Regions from separate parts of the Homo sapiens genome. Here region 2 is linked to region 1. Evidence: read pairs that join two places in POLR2A ChIA-PET (ENCODE). Cell type or tissue: GM12878. All regions are shown on one strand. Each heading gives the region's core, and the rest is flanking DNA. Links, peaks and the distances in the headings are about the cores only.

Region 1 (17,196 bases), core at 12,662-15,161:
GATAACTCCCATATGCAAGAGCCCCAAAAGATTCTTAGAAGAATAAAAGGAAATGTGTCTTTGGAATCTAAACCCATGGCAGGGCTTGGGCAGATGTAAGAGAGAGGCAGTGGCCCTTCTGCCCCTAAGGCCAGGACACCCCAGCCCTGCAGGCAGCACAGAGTTAACTACCCACCCGCTCTGAGAAGCACAAAGGTACATCACTGCAACATGCCTAACATTTACATTGCCTCTCTCTGCTCATTAAACAGGTTTTGGTTAAATAATGAACAAACTGTATTACAGACTCCAATGAGAATTCCAAAATTATAAATCAACTGGGAAAGCCCAAAGGGGCAGACAGACAGGGAGGGGGGAGAAGGATAATATTGACTAATATAAAGGGCGCAGCTTGACAGTGGATATTCCTGCCACACCTGATCAAACACACTCCGTGGGGGGAGGGGAAAGAGAGCAAGAGAGGGAAGATGGGACAAGACAGCCTGAAATTTGCATCCGGAAAAGATTAAAACGGATTCTTTGGGGATAGAGAAAATACATAATATATATTACTATAAATGCAAAACTGTACTAAAAGCTAACTCAAATGTCAAAGATTACAGTTTGAATAAATTTAAATATAAAAGCCATGTGCTTCCTTGAGTTAATGAGAGAGACATAAAAGGACAAACTGGGCCAGAAGCTGAACAGAGCCTTATGCTGCCTTTGCTGGGTAATGGGTCCAAAGCACAGCAGTGACTACAGAGACTTCCCTCCACAGTTCTGAGACCTGAGAAAAAACTGGCAAATCCATCACTTCTGCAGCCTACATTTGCCTCCTTTATAAACTGAGATATGATTCACATACTATAAAATTATCCTTTTCAAGTATACAATTCAGTGGTTTCTTGTATACTCACAAAGTTGTGCAACCATCGCTACTATCTAATTCTAGAACATTTTCATTACCCCAAAAAGGAACCCTGTAGCCATTAGCAGTCACTCTCCATACCCCCTCCCAGCCCCTGGTAACCACACATCTGTTTTAACTCCTTCAGAATAATCTAAAAGGAGTCCTGAGAGGACTTCAAGACCAAATGAGGGACAGCAGTCAAGTCTCTCTCACTGGTGGTAAGCTAAAGCTTTATCCAAAGTAACAGTATGCAAACTTTGCTCTTGGACACCCTTTTTCTTCCAAGAGCAACCCTCTTTTCAAATTTGGTATTATTAGAATATCTTATTACTCTAAATGCTATAGACCTTGTAGTCATCATACAGTTTAGGCAAATACTGACTGTAAATGTGGTCCAATGACATACATCTGTGAGAAAAACTAGTATGGACTTAGCCAACCTTACTGGAGAAAAGGACTTATTTCCTTCACAATAATGAGATAATATTCCTGGAGGAGTAGTGTAGGTAGTACTTATACATTTTAAAGATTCTTTCTACAAAAAGAGAAAAAAAAATCATTTTGGTTTACTGACAATGTCCAATGAACCACCCATTTCCAACAGTGATAGTCTTACCAATCAAGCCAGCAGAAAGCCTAGAAAAATGCAAACAGAAACCCTTTGCAAAAAAGGACCATGTCCAAGTCAGTTTCATGAGAAACTGGGTAGAAGTCCTAGAATTCCTGCTATCCCTCCTCCAATCTAAGTGGTACACCTTAACTGGTCATCTAACACAAGCACATTCCCTTCAGTTTTCTCTCCAAGTTAAAAACCCTTTCCCAGCCTCCTACCATTAATAAGCTTCCAGGAAAGCAGTCCTCCTGACACTGCCAATCAGAAAAATCTGTTTGTTTCCGTAAAAGAAACAAGAAATTAGTCATGGGTTGCAGAGTCCAGGACCACAGGGACAGCTGACCCATAAACCTGCTCCTGGGAGCCGGCACTGTGTGTGGGGTCAGAAGCAATATGAAGACCATAAATGCTCTATTTTAGGTCTATTCTGTCATTTTCTCAGGCAGGTAATATGCTAAAAACCAAGAACAATGTAGCAACCTTGGCAGGCACCATTTCAAGACATGCCACAGCTGTTGGCCTTGGAAAACACTACTCCCTTCCCTCTCACTCCAGGGGAAAGCTTAGCAACACCCAGAGATGTTCCTACCACCAATGAGAGAAATGGCTCCTGAACACACTCTGGTTTTACTAGTTCCAAGAGCAGATAATCTGGCTGGATTTCTGACCCAAGGACGTAAGGAAATCAGGCGTCAGACTCAACTTTGATAGCTCTTAAATAGTCTACAATTCCTAGACTGCATCATTCACCACAGGTATGGTCTCTGAGGTAAAATCTTGGGACATGTTAGCATGAAGAAAATAAGCATGGGATCTGGATTCAGTAGCAGGCAGGAAATGTGGCTCTGTCAGGATAGCAGCACCACCTCAGCTCCTCAAGGTTTGCAGAATGACCAAAAGGCCTACAAGGCCAGGGTGATCTCAGTCATTTTAGGGTATTCCCAGTCACTTATAACAACAATCCTTCACTGTGTATAAGATGTTTACCAAGTGTTTCCAATTATATTAACTTGTTTGATCCTCTTAATATCTCTTAAGAAGACAGTACTCTGAATTCAAAACCAAACAAAAAGAACTGTAAATCTCCATTCATTATATTTCCTTTCTAATTGGGATATGTAAGCTTTATCTGTAAAATTAAAAAAAAAAATCTGTGCAAGTAGCCAACATTCTAAAGCACTCAAGTACCAGTCGGTACAGGCCATAAAATAAGAACATGCCACCTAGTAGCAGCATTTGCCCTGCTAACTAGTCAACAATTGCCTCCTCTATACTTGATCCTTCTTAGCTAACATTTCCAAGCTGTTTCAATTGAGTGAAATTTGCTCCTTTAAAGAAAATATGGTTGGGAGGCCAAGGTGGGCGGATCACTTGAGGTCAGAAGTTCAACACCAGCCTGGCCAAAACGGTGAAACATCATCTCTACTAAAAATACAAAAATTAGCCAGGCATAGTGGCACACGCCTATAATCCCAGTTACTCAGGAGGCTGAGGCAGAAGACTTGCTTGAACCCAAGAAGCAGAAGTTACAGTGAGCTGAGATCACGCCACTGCACAAAAAGAAAATATGGGCTGAGCACGGTGGCTCACGTCTGTAATCCTAGCACTTTAGGAGGCCAAGGCAAGTGGATCATCTGAGGTCAGGAGTCTGAGACTAGCCTGGCCAACATGGTGAAACTCCGTCTCTAGTAAAAATACAAAAATTAGTCGGGTGTGGTGGTGCACGTCTGTAATCCCAGCTACTTGGGAGGCTGAGGCACGAAAATCGCTTGAATCTGGGAGACGGAAGTTGCAGTTGCAGTGAGCCGAGATCACACCACTGCACTCCAGCCTAGGCAACAGAGAGACACACTGTTTCAAAAAAAAAAAAAAAAAAGAAAGAAAGAAAGAAAATATGTAGGGAACTCTTAGATAACTTTAGCCCATGTTTAGGAAAGTAAAATAGATTTTTTCTCCAGATCTTCTCCCATATTTCTAATGAAAAGAAGAAATTTTCTTATTGTTTGTTTAATTTGCAGAAGCCTAAACACTATCCAATTACAGTCTGACATATGTCACTAGCCAAAAGCATTCCAGGGTTATACACTGCAGGAGCCCTTTGTGGTCAACAAAGGAACATAGCTCTGAGGCTGTCCCTTTCAGTCTGTATCTACATCCCCTTGGTTTTGACACTTTCCTCCTTTCCTGCCAGTGTATATGTGTGTGTGTGTGTGTATATATATACATAAAATAAACACACACACACACACACACACAAATATAAGGTACTTAATGTGTACATTCTCTTCTAATCACATGTACAGAAGCAATATAGAGCAAAGAGCCCTAAACCAGGCAACAGAGGCCTGAATTCTAGTTTTGACTCCACCTCTTAGGATTAGTGTGACCTCAGCTAAATCACTTTAAACTCCTCTGGGCTTTAACTTCTTTCACAAAAAGGGGACAATAGCTGCCATGCCTCCCTCACAGGGTTGTATAAAAGTTCAATAAGGTAATAAATGTGAAAATGGCTTTGAAAATTCTAAACATATGAATATATTATATAAGGTTACCGTGATTAGGAAAATAGGGGGCAAACAAAGGGACAAATGATTCTAGAACACATGAAGACTGAAAGATCATGAAGACTGAAACCAATGCAATAAACCAAGGATTGGAAAACTGCACCCATGGGCCAAATCTGGCTTGCAGATTCTTTTTTTTAAAGAAAATATAGGCCAGGCGCAGTGGCTCATTCCTGTAATCCCAGCACTTTCAGAGGCCGAGGCAGTGGATCACCTGAGGCCAGGAGTTTGAGACCAGCCTGGCCAACATGGTGAAACCCCGTCTCTACTAAAAATACAAAAATTAGGCAGGTGTGGTGGCACGCGCCTGTAATCCCAGCTACTTAGGAGGCTGAGGCAGGAGACTGGCTTAAACCCAGGAGGCAGAGGTTGCAGTGAGCTGAGTTCATGACACTGCACTCCAGCCTGGGCAACAGAGACTCTACCTCAAAAAAAAAAAAAAAAAAAAAAAGAAGAAAGGAAAATATAGGCCAGGCACAGTGGCTCAAGCCTGGAATCCCAACACTTTGAGAGGCCAAGACAGGAGGATTGCTTGAGCTCAGGCATTTGAAACCAGCCTGGGCAACATAGCAAGACCCTGTCTCTATGAAATAAACAAAAAGAAAATATATATTTCTCATTTATTTATATATTATCTATGGCTGCTTTTGAGCTACAAAGGCAGAGTTAAGTAGTTGCAGTTGTGTATGGCCCACAAAGCCTAAATTATTTACTATAAAGTCCTTTATACAAAAAGTTTGTCTATCCTTTCAATAAATCAAACACATATTTTTTACCAAGATTAGTAATCCACATACATATGGAGACTTACCTGTTATACTGTTTAAAACCTCCTTTAGATGACCGAAACTATGCAGCAGAGGATCCCGTTCTTCATCCTGTAGAACACATAGATTAAAGTAAGTCATTATTGGGCCAAAAGAGGAAAAGGAAAATAAAGGACAGATCAAGGGCTCTTTCTATGAATCCAATCAGAAAATCATTTAAGTTTTCCTTCTGAGGAAAAGAAAATTAGCCATAGTTCATATTTTTCTGTACCCTAATCTCTTATTTCGTAGAGATACTCTGGGCTTATACAAAATAGTGAATTCTTAAGTGCTAATCTATATCATCACCATAACACTCAAGCTACTACAGATTGCCAGGTCCTTTATATGTGTATTATTCTGTCTTCTCTCCCTTTTCATACCCACTATGTCATCATACATATTCATTTCAAAGATATTCCTGATGCCATGCTCACTTTTAAATCAATACATTTTTATGAAAGAACTTGAGAAATTTCCAAATGCACTTACCAACTATGTTCATATAAACTCCCAAGTTGGCAATTTCTAAACTTGCTTTTACAACTGGGCCAAAAATTGTTTTACACAATTCTACAAAAAAAAGTCCTCAAACATATATAGCAAAGAAAGCCAACTGTATAACAGGTAAGTTTCTTACTCATCTGATTGGTAAGATATGGCCTACTCTATATATGGAAGTTTGCTGAACCCCCAAGAAGGAGTACCATCACTAAGTCATGTTCTATGTATCAATAACTACCCTGATTTAAATAAATTTGATAGCTAATTATAGCCCTAAAGAATTAGAAAATAAAGAATCTTTCTGATACTTTTAGGCATACTAAAGAGGTCCCAAGCACAGGACTAGCTTAAGCTGTTTACAAAAATATTTAGAAGAAGAATGGTGTCATCTTTTGGGTCCCAGAGAAAAAAAGATAGCCTATATATCTGATGCTAGTTGGGATACAAAAAAACAAGATATCAAGAACAACTCTGAATTCCTACTATTCTCATTATTACTAGGAATTTGATTACTCTTTTAACCATGCCAACAGATCCCCTATAAAAACTTAGTGACCAGGCTATTTATCCATTTCCCACTTACCAGTGGTGTATGGGTGCTCCATCGGGCATTTCGTTTGATGGCCCCAACCACAATGTTAATCTCCCCTTGAATGATGTAAATATTCTTATCCACCATCTTGGCAAACCTACCAAAACAGTTAAGATAATAGTCTGGTTAATATTTGGTTACCCAAAGCATACCCAAGTTTAAAAATCAGTACCTGATAAGGTTAGAATTGTGATTTAACTTTTCAGTACCAAGATTTTCTTTCTTTCTTTCTTTTTTTTTTTTTTTTTTTTGAGGCAGAGTTTCACTCTTGTTGCCCAGGCTGGAGTGCAATGGCGTGATCCTGGCTCACCACAACCTCTGCCTCCCGAGTTCAAGCAATTCTCCTGCCTCAGCCTCCTGAGTAGCTGGGATTACAGGCATGCGCCACCATATCTGGCTAATTTTGTATTTTTTTTAGAAGAGACGGGGTTTCTCTGTGTTGGTCAGGCTGGTCTCGAGCTCCAGACCTCAGGTAATCCACCCGCCTGGGCCTCCCAAAGTGCTGGGATTACAGGCGTGAGCCACTGCACCTGGCCAGTACCAAAATTTTCTATACTCATAAAATCTGTTAGCCAGGTGCAGTGGCTCAGGCCTGTAATCCCAGCACTTTGAGAGGCAGAGGCAGGTGGATCACCTGAGGTCGGGAGCTCAAGACCAGCCTGACCAACATGGAGAAACCCTCTCTCCACTAAAAACACAAAAAATTAGCCAGGCGAGGTGGCGCATGCCTGTAATCTCAGCCACCCGGGAGGCTGAGATGGGAGAATTGCTTGGACCTGGGAGGCAGAGGTTGTGTGAGCCAAGATCGCCCCATTGCACTCCAGCCTGGGCAACAAGAGTGAAACTCCACCTCAAAAAAAAAAAAAAAAAAAAAATCTGTAATACTAAAATGAGATGAAGTCCATCTTATGTTATGAATCCAACTATCTGGCTCTCCTGGGGGTCTTTAGAAGTTCAAGGTAGTTCAAGATACAACTCAAAGCGAGTCAATCCAGAACATTTTTCAAAGGCACCTCAACAATCCTCAGGAAGCATGTCAAATTCTTCAAAGTCAATTGTTCCCAAAGTCCTATGATGCCTTTAAGTACACAGATACAACTGTAATGTCAGCTTGTTAAAAACAATATTTCTGGCCAGACATGGTGGCTCATGCCTATAATCCTAGCACTTTGGGAGGACGAGGCGGGAGGATTGCTTGAGCCCAGGAATTTAAGACCAGCCTGGGCAGCATATCGAGACACTCTCTCTCGCTCTCTCCTAAGTATATAGTCTTCCCTTTGTTCTTTTTAATCTACTCAATAAAAATTTAACTTGAATTTAAAGATTCAAGTTAAAGAAAAGAATAAAGGTTGTTGGAAGCATAGTGTTGGTTTAGAACCACAGTTGCAATGTCAGCGTAAAGGCTGCATCCAGACAAGGTGAAGTGGCTCACACCTGCAATCCCAGCACTTTGGGAATCCAAGGCAGGAGAATCAGTTCAGCCCAGGAGTTGAGACCAGCCTGGGCAAACAGTGAGACCCAGTCTCTACCAAAAAAACAAAACTAAAAAATTAGCCAGGCATGGTGGCATACACCTGTAGTTCTAGTTACTGGGGAGGCTGAGGCGGGAGGATCACTTGAGCTCAGGAGTTCGAGGCTGCAGTGAGCTATGACCCCACAACTGCACTCCAGCCTGGGTCACAGAGCAAGACACTATCTCTAAAAATATATAAATATAAATATAAACAAATGACTGCATCCAATCTGCCCAGTCAGCTCCAGAAAACTGGACAGTGACAGTGACAAGACCTTTGAAAAGTTCTGAAAACTCATATTAACTGACAGCAAGAAAGCATTAATATGATATGTAAATATAAAATAAAAGGTCTGTGCTAATATACCCAAACTTATAACCATAATTATTCCTAGAGAAGGTGCTGTGAAAACAGGGTGCAATCAGAGGATACTTGAGCCTTATCTGTAATCGTTTTGTCTTTTGGGGTTTTTTTGAGACAAGGTCTCACTCTGTCACCCAGGTTGGAGTCCTGTGGCACTGTCATGCCTCACTGCAGACTTGAACTCTTGGGCTCAAGCAATCCTCCTGCCTTAGCCTCCTGAGTAGCAGGGACTTCAGGCGCACACCACCAACCCAACTAATTTTTGTACTTTTTGTAGAGATGGGGTCTCACTTTGTTGCCCAGGCTGGATCTGTAATATTTTAACTTTTTACAAGAAGGTCGGGCACTGTGGCTCATGCCTGTAATCCCAGCACTTCAGGAGTGTCAAGGCAGGTAGATAACCTGAGCTCGAGACCAACCTGGCCAACATGGTGAAACCCATCTCCACTCAAAATACAAAAATTGGGCAGGTGTGGTGGAGGGCGCCTGTAATCCCAGCTACTCGAGTGGCTGAGGCAGAAGAATCGCTGGAACCTGGGAGGCAGAGGTTAAAGTGAGCCGAGATCATGCCACTGTACTCCATCCAGCCTGGGCAACAGAGCCAGACTCCATCCCAAAAAAAAAAAAATTTTTTTTTTTTACAAAGAGAATGTATTACTGTACTATCAATATAATTAAACATTAATAATGATAAGAGGTATATAATTTATGTCCTTGAGGCATTTATACAGTTTAGTGGAATAGATACAAAAACAGACACAGCCAGAGATAATAGAGAAAGAAATGTACCTAGCAAGTAGCTCAATTTGCATATTTTGCATAAGATGAGGCCCCCCAAGAAAGTGAAAAGCATGAAAACCACCATGATAAAGGAAAAAGAAACTGGTACAAATTTTGTCCAGGGGCCATGCGCAGTGGCTCACACCTGTAATCCCTAACACTTTGGAAGGCTGAGGTGGGCAGATCATTTGAGCCCAGGAGTTCGAGACCAGCCTTGGCAACATGGCGAACCCTGTCTCTATAAAAAATACAAAAATTAGCCAGGTGTGGTGGTGCACACCTGTAGTCCCAGTTGCCAGGGAGGCTGCGGTGGGAGGATTGCTTGAGGCCGGTAGATTGAGGCTGCGGTGAACCGCGTTCGTGCCACTGCACTCAAGCCTGGGCAACAGAGCGAGACTCTGTCTTAAAATAATAATAATAATGTGTCCATGCCCATGACAGCTCCCCAGTCCACAAGGGAATCCAACACAAGATTTATATTAATGACAATTTAAAAAACTAGGTTAATCTCAGAAGACTATCTGCTTTCCAAATGCTCTAGGAACACAACAACGTTCTCTTCTGAGAAGTGTCAATGATATGAATGTACAACCACGCTCTCTTCTGAGGAGGAGGAGAACTTAGAAATAGAAGAAAGATATATTCAAAAATGATTTAAAGTATCAGAAGAGAAAAGATTAAATCTTTCCTGGTATTTCCCTTTCCTTAAATTATGTAGGCAAGATGAATATGCTCTAGGTCTCTGGAAGGACTTGTAAGAAAATGCTAAGAGGTTACGGCCTCCAGGGAAAGAAACTGGATGACTATGGAACTGAGTGGTGGAGGAGTGAAAGGAAGACTAACTTTTCTCTGTATATTCTTTTTTACCTTTTGAATTTTGTGTCACAAACATATATTACCTATTAACTACTTTTAAATTTTAATCAGCTGATTGACTAAAAATGAATAAGCCCTTTAGAAAAGAAGTAACCACTTTCTAAGACAGCAAAGGTCTAAGCAAAAAATCATTGTAAAAAAGAAACATCTAGGGCTGGGCGCAGTGGTTCACGCCTATAATCCCAGCACTCTGGGAGGCTGAGGTGGGCAGATCACCTGAGGTTGGGAGTTCAAGACCAGCCTGGCCAACATGGTGAAACGCCACCTCAACTAAAAATACAAAAATTAGCCAGGTGTGGTGACACACACCTGTAATCCCAGCTGCTTGGGAGGCTGAGGCAGGAGAATCACTTGAACCCAGGAGGTGGAGGTTACAGTGAGCCGAGATCGCGCCACTGCATTCCAACCTGGGCAACAGAGTGAGACTCTGTCTCAAAAAAAAAGAAACATCTAGGGAATGAAGAGGAATTATTTTCAAGTACTATGCAGAGCTGCCTAATCTCCTTCTAGGTCTCTGAGTATGTCCCCTCACTCAGGGAATCTCCAAACAGTTGTGCCCTTCAGCTTCAGATGGGAAACTGATGAACCACTTGCTGCCTGGTAGCCAATGGCCAAGAAATCCCTTGTCACAAGGTCATAAAGGCCTGCAGAAACCTCATAAAAGTATAGTAGAAACGAACTTAAGATTTATCTTGTGTCAGAAATAACAAGAGAAATACATTCATTATGTACCCACACAAATGAAAAATTAATAGAAAAAAATAAATAAGAGAGGGAACAACTAAATAAATACCAACTAACACCCTTAGCCAGATAAGCCACTGGCCCAGAGACTCTGAGTAACATGTACCCTTGAAACCACTGTCCATTTAAAGCTGGGTCTAGAACATTCCCCTAGTGCTTTGTGGCATCCCAGTTACCTCAACAGGATCCAAAGAGGAGTCACTGTATCACTTGGCAACTCTGTCTATATCCAACAAAAGCAGGAGAAAAAGAAACAATAAATTGTATTCTTATTTAATGGAATACCAAAAATATATCTCAGGTTATTTAAATATGAAAAGCAAAACTTGAAATCTCTTAGAAGCTAATATATGAGAATATTTTCTTTTTGATTTTTTTTTAGAGATAGGGTCTTGCCATGTTGCCCAGGCTGGACTCAAACTCCTAGGCTCAAGCAATCCTTCCACAACAGCCTCTTGGGTAGCTGGGACAACAGGTGTGTGCCACAGCACCTGGCTACAGGAGAGTATTTTTATAAACTCAGCATAAGGGAGAAGTACCTAAACAAGAAACAAAAAGCAAAACCTCTTTAAAAAATTGGTGAATTCAACCATGTTAAAATTAAAAATGCCTGTTCAAAAGACAACATAAAAAAGAGGGAAAAGATAAGGCACAAACCAGAAGAAAATATTTGAGGCACATATAACTAATATAAAGGAGTAATATCCAGAGTATACAATAACTGCTACAAAACTATAAGAACTAGACATATAACCCCTCCCCAAAATTGGCAACAGAGATGAATAGGTGTTTCACAGAATAGGAAACATAAACAGCAAATAAATATATGAAAAGATTATTAGCTTCATTAATAATCAGGAAAATTACAAAATAAGATTATAATGATATACCACTTTACATTCCTGAAATAGCAAAACACTTTAAATCTGATAATACTTAAAAGGCCAGGTGCTCACGCCTATAATCCAGCATTTTAGGAGGCCGATGCAGGAGGATCACTTGAGCCAAGGAGTTTGAGAACAGCCTGGGCATCATAGCAAAACTCCATCTCTACAAAAAATTTAAAAATTAGTAGGGCATGGTGGCATGTGCCTGTAGTCCCAGCTACTTGAGAGGCTGAAGTGGGAGGATCACTTGAGCCTAGGAGGTCAAGGCTGCAGTGAGCCACGATCACACCACTGTACTCCAGCCTGGACAACAGAGTAAGACCCTGTCTCAAAAAAAAAATTGTTTTTAAGTTGGTAAAAAATGCAGACCAAGTGGCTGGTATGTATCTAAATTAATATGAATTTGAATAACAATTTGGCATTATCTTACAAAGCTAAAGCACTTCATATCCTATATTTCAGCAATTCCACTTCTAGGACTATACCCCAGAGAAGCTCACACAAAAAAATTGAGAATAGTGGCAAGCGGCAGGGAGTGTGGGGGAACTAACAGGGAAGGGCATACATACATGCAGCCTCAGTTTTGGTGATGTTATTTTTCAAGCTGGGTGGCAGCCATTGGTGCCCCATATAAGCTACACATATTCTTTGTCTAAAATAGCCCCTCGGCTGGGGGCAGTGGCTCATGCTTGTAATCCCAGCACTTTGGGAGGCCAAAGCAGGCAGATCAACTGAGGTCAGGAGTTTGAGACCAGCCTGGCCAGCATGGTGAAACCCCCACTCTACTAAAAATACAAAAATTAGCTGGGCATGATGGCAGGGGCCTGTAATCCCAGCTACTCAGGAGGCTGAGGCAGGAGGATTGCTTGAACCCAGGAGGTGGAGGTTGCAGTAAGCCAAGATTGCATCACTGGTCTCCAGCCTGGGCAGCAGAGCAAGACACCGGCTCAAAAAATAATAATAATAAAATAAAATAAAAGACCCTAAAAAGTTAAAAAGTTCCTTTTTTTTTTTTGAAACAGGGTCTCATTCTGTCGCCCAGGCTGGAGTGCAGTGGTACAATCTTGACTCACTGCAATATCTGCTTCCCAGGCTCAAGCGATCCTCCCACCTCAGCCTCCCAAGTAGCTGGAACTACAGGCATGAGTCACCATGCCTGGCTAATTTTTTTGTATTTTTTGTAGAGACAACATTTTGCCATGTTGCCCAGGCTGGTCTCAAACTCCAGAGCTCAAAGCAATCTGCCTGCCTTGGCCTCCCAAAATGCTGGGATTATAGGTGTGGGCCACCACGCCACATCATTCCTACTTTTTAAAGTCATGGTCTTTGCTGCCTCTTTGCCTTTGCATATGAAGCTCCCTTTCTATTCTGAATGTTTTTTCTCACTCTTGTCCACCTGATAAACCCTTACTCATTCCATCCAAAAGTCAATGAGGGAGTCAGAATATCACAGTGGTTCTAAGAACAATCTTAAAACCACTTATTTATTTATTTATTTATTTTTCCACTTTTTTTTTTTTTTTGAGACAGCGTTTCCCCCTTGTTGCCCAGGCTGGAGTGCAATGGCACAATCTCGGCTCACCGTAACCTCTGCCTCCCAGGTTTAAGCGATTCTCCTGCCTCAACCTCCCAGCAGCTGGGATTACATTCATGCGCCACCATGCCGGGCCAATTTTGTATTTTTAGTAGAGATGAGGTTTCTCCGTGTTGGTCAGGCTGGTCTCAAACTCCCGGCCTCAGGTGATCTGCCCACCTCGGCCTCCCAAAGTGCTGGGATTACAGGTGTGAGCCACTGCGCCCAGCCCTTTTTTCCACTTTTTTAGCAGAGTATTTTTAGTAGAGTTGGGGTTTCACCATGTTGGCCAGGCTGGTCTCAAACTCCTGGTCTCAAACTCCTGACCTCAAGTGATCTGCCTGCCTCGGCCTCTCAAAGTGCTGGGATTATAGGCATGAACTACCATGCCCGGCCACCCACAGCACTTTGTAGTTATCTCTAAACATATCTTGGCTGGGGACAGTGGCTGATGTCTGTGATCCCAGCACTTTGGGAGGCCAAGGAGGGAGCATCAGTTGAGCCTAGAAGTTCAAGACCAGCTTAGGCAACATGGCGAGACCCTGTCTCTACAAAACATAAAGAAAAATTGGCCAGGTGTGGTGGCGCACACCTGTTGTCCCAGCTACTTGGGAGGCTAAGGCAGGAGGATCACTTGAGCCCAGGAGTTCCAGGTTGCCTTGCGGTATGATCGTGCCACTGTACTCCAGCCTGGGTGACAGAGTGAGACTCTGCCTCAAATAAATAAATGAAAATAAAAATAAACACATCTTATACTAATTTATAATTATTTATTTAGTGTATCACCACCATGGGACTATCAGGCTCTATCTCAGGGGGAAAGACCATGATTTATTTACCCTTTTATCTCCAAAGCCTGACACATAGTAAGAAAAATGATCAATAAATACTAGATGAACAAATGAAATAACATCAAGACTGACTCTTCAAGAGTGGTACAGCACACATCCACCTCATGAGAAAAATGACTTCATAGAAGACAATAACTCTGAGCCACACTGGCAAACCTTTTTTTGATAATATATATTTGCTTCTCTACCAGAAGTTACAAACCTTCCATACAGGTAAAAAGAACCCACATTTACCTACCAGCCATATCATAATGCTTCTTTTTTCACGTCTATCTTCCTGACATCTCCTTAAGTGTTATTTGCACATTCACATTTTTGTGAAATATATAATTTTTAATGTAACTGTCAATTCTTCATATATGCCTTATTTTCTTTGGCTCTAAATAGCTGTTTTTAGTACACTAGTGTTTAAGTGGTTTTTTTTTTTTTCTTAATCACTTTTATGGGGTTTGGTTTTGTGTTTGTTTGGTTGTTTGTTTTGAGACAGAGTTTCGCTCTTGTCGTCTAGGCTGGAGTGCAGTGGCGCAATCTCGGCTCACTGCAACCTCCACCTCCAGGGTTCAAGTGATTCTCCTGCCTCAGCCTCCCGAGTAGCTGGGATTACAGGCGCCCACAACCACGCCTAGCTAATTTTTATATTTTTAGTAGAGACAGCGTTTCACCATGTTGGCCAGGCTGGCCTTTAACTCCTGACCTCAGGTGATCTGCCTCCCTTGACTTCCCAAAGTGCTGGCATTACAGGCATGAGCTACCACGCCCGGCCTCTTAATCACTTTTAAACATTTCCTTGGCCAGGTGCAGTAGCTCTCATCTTTAATCCCAGCACTTTAGGAGGCCAAAGCAGGAGGAATGGTTGAGCTCAGGAGTCAGAGACCAGCCTAGGCAACATAAATTAAAAAAAAAAAAAAAAAAATTAGTGGGACATAGTGATACATGCCTGTAGTTCCAGCCACTAGGGAGCCTAAGGTAGGAGGATCAGTTGAGCCAAAAAAAATCAAGGCTGCAATGGGCTATGATGACACCACTGGACTCTGGGCAACATAGTAAAATCCTGTGTCTACAAAAAACACAAAAATCAGGCAGGCGTGGTGGCACGCACCTATAGTCCCAGCTACTCAGGAGGCTGAGATGGGAGGATCACTTCAGCCTGAGAGGCAAAGGTTGCAGTGAGCCGAGATCTCACACCACTGCATTCCAGCTTGGGTGGCAGAGAGAGACTCTGTCTCAAAAAAAAATTATTCTTATCCAACTAGCAAATAAATTCTCCAAAGGCAAAAGCGCAATTTTGTTTTTCTTTTTCATGATGCCTTTGTGTCTAATACAGAGCTGGGCAAACCAAGAAAAACTGATGGACTTTCTGAAAAGGTAGATGGTAGTAGGGAGCTAAAGGACCAGCAATAGGCCCTTCTAAGGTTTATGTTCACTCAATACCTTTAAAAGCCAGAGAAGGCTGGGCGCATTGGCTCACACCTATAATCCCAGCACTTTGGGAGGCCGAGGTGGGCGGATCACGAAGTCAAGAGTTCAAGACCAGCCTGGCCAATATGGTGAAACCACATCTCTATTAAAAATACAAAAATTAGCTGGGTGTGGTGGCGTGCACCTGTAGTCCCAGCTACTTGGGAGGCTAAGGCAGGAGAATTGCTTGAACCCAGGAGGCGGAGGTTGCAGTGAGCCAAGATCACACCACTGCACTCCAGCCTGGGCAACAGAGCAAGACTCCATCAGAGAAAAAAAAAAAAAAAGCCAGAGAAACACTAAAGATGCAGAGCTTTTAACATTTCCAGAGCTGGCCTAGGAACACATCATAGTTCTGTGCTTTATTGAGAATAACCAAAGTTACTAAACTAGGAAACAACTTACTGAGCTCAAGAAATTTACTTAAAGGGTGGAAGTAAAAGAAGGTTAAACTGGGAAAAAAGCTGGTGCCCTGACAATGCATCACTGGAAAATCCTCCCAGACCTGATAATCGGGTGACCAGGGTACCTCAGCTCTAGCATGCCATCTCCTCCCCCTGTGGAGATTCTGAGAGTATCTCAAAAACCGTTTACAAGGTAAGCTACTAATATGTCCAAAGCTGTCCCTTCTGCCAGCTTGGAGATGAAAAATAAAACAAACCTTCTCTATCTCACTCCATCTTTTAGCCACTCAGGGCACCCAAGGTACAAAGGTGACAGCTGGCAGAGTAGGACAAAGAAAAAAAGTCTATGTGATTATGTATAGAGAACTGCAGTGATTAAGTCTCATAAGGCCTGCCCATTTTGTTTATTGAGGGTCATCATCCAGTAACCATTGGGCAGAATCCAGTCCACAGACATATTTTCTTTGGCCTGAAAAAGGCTTAAAAATACTTTTAACTAGTTTCCAACAATTAGAAAACACAATGATCTAAATTTCCAGTTTCTCCTGAAAAATAGAAAGAGTGGTCATTCTGTGCCTGCACTCTAAAACAGTAACAATCTGCTGAAAAAGGAGCAGTTGGCTCTTCTAAATAAAGGAATGGGTTGAGCATGGTGGTTCATTCCTAAAATCCCAGCACTTTGGGAGGCAAAAGTGGGAGGACTGCTTGAGTCTAGGAGTTCGAAACCAGCCTGAGCAATACAGTGAGACCTTGTCTCTACAAAATATTAAAAAATTAGCTGGGCATGATGGCGCACATCTGTGTTCCCCGCTACTTGGGAGGCTGAGGTAGGAAGATCACTTGAGCCCAGAGGTCAAGGCTGCAGTGAGCTGTGATCGTTCCTCTGCACTCCAGCCGGGGTGACAGAGCAAGACCCTGTCTCAATAAAAAGAAATTAAAATTAAAGACAAAAAAAAAATAAAGGCATGGGTTGTCCAGTACACAACAGTCCCCACTAATCCTAATACATTCCCATGGGACTCAATTAACTCATTTACATTACCTGCCTGGCATTTAGGCACATGAGCTCGTAACCCCTGGTTTATATGATTGGCAAACCATTACTTTGCCATCATACTTCCATGATCATTTACACTACTATTGCATCTATCGTAATTTCCACTACTACTAGAACAAATAATCACTTCTATGATCACTTCTATTATTATTGGGGTTCCAAATCAGCACACTGCTTTATTATATTTTCATTTAGTTAAACAACTGCAGTTGAACATACTGAAATATTAAAAAAAAAAAAGAGTAACAGCTAAACAGCAGCTCATTATATTTACATAGCTCTTCTAGCCTGAGGATAAAATGTCAACAAAAACATACACCCTTAAATTCAATCCCACCATTAACCCAACAACAGAATCATTCTAATCAGTCACACAGAGCCACAGGGATATAGTGTGTGATCAATCAATGAGAAGTGTCATACAAAGATTAGGGTGATCCTTGCAGTGAGTACTCTATAAATAGAGTCTCCTCAAAAGCAAGAGCTGTGTCTTCTTCCTCTTTAGCTGCCCACAGCAGCCAGTCTAAGTACCCTATCAATGAGGTTATTATGTGAAAGTGGCAGTCATCCTGACTTCTGGAAAAGAGGGAAATAAAATAGTAGTGTAACTTTGAGAACTCTGAGCTGAAACTGGGATTGGTGCCCAGCTACTGAGGAGATATGTCTATAGCCTGAGTTCCCACTGTGCCAATGAGCATCACTGTCAAGACTGGAACAT
Region 2 (3,814 bases), core at 717-3,216, 180 kb before region 1:
AAATAAAAAGGAAAAAAGAAGAGGCATCTGAGAGAGGCTTTGAAGAATGTCCAGGATTCCAACAGACAGTGACAGGCAAGAGGTGTCCCCAGGAGCACTGAGGAAGGACCAGCATGAGAAGTGTGGAGCCGGAGCAGCAGGGGTTCACTAGTGGCAGGTTATGAGCAGGATGCGATGGAAGATCAGGCGTGAAAGCTAAGTGGAGGCCGTACTATAGAAGACTTTCTGGCAGGGTAAAGAGATTTGGGAGAGCCCCTGACGTCTTTGAGCATAAGAGTAGCCCGAGTCAAAGTTATTTAAAGGTTTGGCCAGTGGGCAAGATGTGGGCCTGCAGAAGCACCTGGCTGGGAAGTTGGGAGCCCAAACCATCAGCTGCCCCACGGCCTTGGCATTGATGTTGTAGCACTGCCGGGCACCAGAACTGAGTCCACAGGGCATTGCTAGAGCTCACAGCCTATGGAATTCAGTTCTCAGTGCCAGGTGGCCAAAGTTCTTTCAGCCTGGACGCTGCTCTTGCATGCTTTCTTCTGTGAATCGTCTCCCGTTCCCAGGATGAGTAAGTTGAGGCCCAGGATGGGTCACATAAGGAACTTGTGATACCAAGAGAACTCCTATTCCAGGGAGGGTCTGAGCTTGGAGCTGAAAATGGGGGCCCACAGCTAAGGAAATGGACAGGAGTTCCATAAATTCCAACAGGAATTGGAGTAGGTTAAGAGGGGAGGGGGCTCAGGGCCATGGCAGGGATCCATCTGTCGCTTCCTGCCCAGATGTGTTCCTGGTGGGGCCTGATGTGGGGCTGGAGGGGTGAGGGGCTGGGGAAAGAGCCAGAACACGCACACTGAGAAGGGCATCTCTATGCAAACCAAGGGGCTTTCTGAGCTAAAGGGAGTCCCCAAGATATGGATCCCCAAGATAGGAGCCCAGCCCAGGAGTCCTAGCTCCCCAGAAATCTCCCCAAAACCCTGAATAAAGATTTGAAGTACCTGGGATAGTGGAGTGGAGGAGAAAGAGTTCCCTGAAGCACACTTTCATTTTCTGGAGAGTTCAGCCGAGGGCTGGGTGCTCCCCTCACTCACATGGCAAAGCTGCAGCCTATCCCAGAGAGGGAAAGCCAAGCCTGCGCCTCAGGGGCACCCCATCCCGACCCCTGCTTGAATCCAGAGAGAGGGACAGCCACTTACCCACGAAACCTCCTCTCTATGGCTCCTGGGGCTGGATCTGCAACGATGTTCTCAGCCGGTGCTCCTTAAATAAGGCCCCCACCCCCGCCCCAGCCGCCTCCCGCCCCCGCCCCATGCTGGCTCTTCTGAGAAAGGAGGAAGGTGTGGGAGGGCCAGGAACCCTGCCCAGAGAGCCCTTTCTAACCTCAAGCCAGAGCGGGACCCCGCCCCCGCCATTCTTTGAAGCCTCCCCTTCCTCACCTTGGTCTCTAACTGAGTTCTTCCCACCCCTTGAGACCAGCCCGCTGGGCTCTCTCTCTACTCTGCCTGAAAAATCTGCCCTTTATGCCAAATTCAAGTCCAGTTTCTCATTTTGAAGCAGGATGATGGGGAATGGAGGTGCTAGGGGAAGCCTCAGCGTAGGTTTCTAGCTTTTCCCACCAGCTAAGGCGATCCAGGCACCCAAACACCAGCTGCAAAATTCACTGGAAGGAATGGCGGTGAAAAGGCATCCCTCTGCCTCCTTTAGCTCTGTGCCGCTTCAAGCAGTACCAAAGGGCAGTGGGGAGTCTGTTCCCATTTTGGGGAGAGAGAGACTGAGACCTGAGGGGAAAGAAAATCAGGGGCTGAAGTTCCAGCCAGCTTCAGAATCCCTCAGGGCAGGGATCCCGGGAGCCCCTACCTTACAGTATGTGTGTGTCCTTGTGTCTGTGGGGTTCCCTCTCCTCAGCCCACCTTCTGTCCTCGACCCCCCAGAACTTGACTCCTGCTGCACAGAGCTGGGACTCCCCAGAGTTTGAGTTGGGAAAGGAGGGACTCCCCCTAAGAAGTCTTTTCCATCCTCCTCCCTTGAAAGCTCAGGAAGTTCTTTCTGATACCAAGTCACATGCAGCTGCCATCCAGCAAACAGGGGATAGGGGAGAGGGGAAGGCACACAGTCAGAAATGGCTTGCAGGGGTCTTGGGCCAGAACTCAGGGCAGCTCTACTGAGGAAACTTGAAAGTTCCGGGAATGGAGGGTGGTAGGGAGAGAAGAGTCATCAGTATTGTGCAATGGACAGGGGGAAGCAGGAAAGGGGACGGGGGAGGAAAGGGATGGCTGGTCTCTGGAGGACAGGCAAAGGCCTGGGGCTGTGGGCTGCCCATCACCCCCTTCCTAGGGGCCTGCCCGGCCAGAGTTCAAAGTCGCTGTCACCCCACCCCTCATTAACCCTAGTATCACCAGGCTGGAGTGGCAGTGTTTTTATGGGCAAAGCGACGCGAATGTGCCCCTTCCTTCCCTGCTACCTCCCCCAAGCAGCCAACATCTTGCTGTCTCTGAGGCCAGAAGAGGAAGGAGGCTGTTGTGAGGACCAGAGGTGGAAGAGAAAGCAATAAGCAGTCATCCCGTTTTCTCCATAGTTTCTTCTTCTTCCTTCTCCTTCTTTTCTTCTTCTTTTTTTTTTTTTTTTTTTTTTTTGAGACAGGGTCTTGCTTTGTCACTCAGGCTGGAGTGCAGTAGCACAATCACGGCTTACTGCAGCCTTGACCTCTGGGGCTCAAATGATCCTCCCACCTCAGTCTCTGGAGTAGCTGGGACTACTGGCGTGTGTCACCATGCCCAGATAATTTTTTATTTTTTAAATTTTTTGTAGAGACGAGGTTTTGCCATGTTGCCCAGGCTGGTCTCAAATTCCTGGGCTCAAGCGATCCTCCCACCTCAGCCTTGCAAAGTGCTAGAATTACAGGTGTGAGCCACTGCAGCATAGTATCTTGGCACTGCCTTAGTCCCTAGGAGAGAGGAAAGATGGGACTTCTCTCTTGGACTGTGAGCTCCCTGAGGGCAGGGACAGCTTCCGGGTCCCCAGCACCCCACGAAGGAACTAGCACTAAAAAGGGCTCATCCCTGCTGATGGGGGATGGGAAATTTTATCCTTGAAGGGGACTCTTCCCCTTGTGACCCATTTCAGGGTTCCCAAGAGGGGAGGGCTGTGGGGCTTCCCCACAGGGCAGCACCGGGAATCTGTGGCAGCAGGAACAAAAAGAGGAAGTTGAAGTCTTGTTGGGCCCTGGAGTTCAGCTCTCCTGTCCTAGACAAGCAGCCCTGCCAACATGGGGGATGAAGGCCCCGGGGGGTAGGCATGGTCTACAGGCTGTCCATGACAGGGCTCAGGTGGATCCTCATCCTGGCACCTGCTACCACTCCACCTCTCCCAGACCACGTCCAAAATCCCAGGCTCCACCCTCCGGAGACACAGACCTGTAGCTCACCCCAATCTAGGGGAGACATTGCTGTTAAGGGAATGCAAAAGGTACAGACAGGGTGGGGAAGTCAGTACCTAAGAGACCAGCCTGGGCCACGTGGCAAAAACCCTGTCTCTACAAAAAAAAAAAAAAAAAAAAAAATTAGCTCGGCGTGGTGGCACGCGCCTGTGGTTCCAGCTACTCCAGAGGCTGAGATGGGAGGATCACTTGAACCCAGGAGGTCGGGGCTGCAGTGAGCCATGTTCGCACTCGTGAACCTGCACTCCAGCCTGGGGCTGTAACAGCAAGAAAAGAAGAAAAAGAAAGAGAAGGAAGGAAGGGAGGGAGGGAAAGAAAGGAAAATAAAGAAAGAAGAAAAGAAAAGAGGCCAGGCGCGGTGGCTCATGCCTGTAATCCCAGCACTTTGGGAGG

What was found. ChIA-PET counts read pairs that join two places held together with the same protein. Peaks named below come from ENCODE experiments on the same cell type or tissue, not always from the same donor. Only the 100,000 strongest peaks of a DNase experiment are listed, where the experiment ranks them.
Region 2: POLR2A ChIA-PET joins it to region 1 with 5 read pairs; 9 of 35 experiments call an interaction of 5 or more read pairs at or near these places.

The regions. Positions count from the first base shown.
Region 1 is chr10:102,247,801-102,264,996 of GRCh38, reverse strand. It overlaps GBF1 (golgi brefeldin A resistant guanine nucleotide exchange factor 1), which reads right to left. Exons shown (of 40, transcript NM_001377137.1): 2 at 5,963-6,068; 3 at 4,881-4,947. The coding sequence starts at 6,058. Among named protein-coding and RNA genes, the nearest start is that of GBF1, 11 kb to the right of the region's middle. In GM12878, for the core only: no CTCF peak of the experiment used is centred there; no DNase peak of the experiment used is centred there.
Region 2 is chr10:102,433,179-102,436,992 of GRCh38, reverse strand. MIR146B (microRNA 146b) reads right to left here and starts at 481; the gene lies at 409-481. RefSeq lists enhancers at 2,784-3,417, 3,418-3,814. In GM12878, for the core only: no CTCF peak of the experiment used is centred there; no DNase peak of the experiment used is centred there; H3K4me3 peaks cover 1,159 bases; H3K27ac peaks cover 1,071 bases.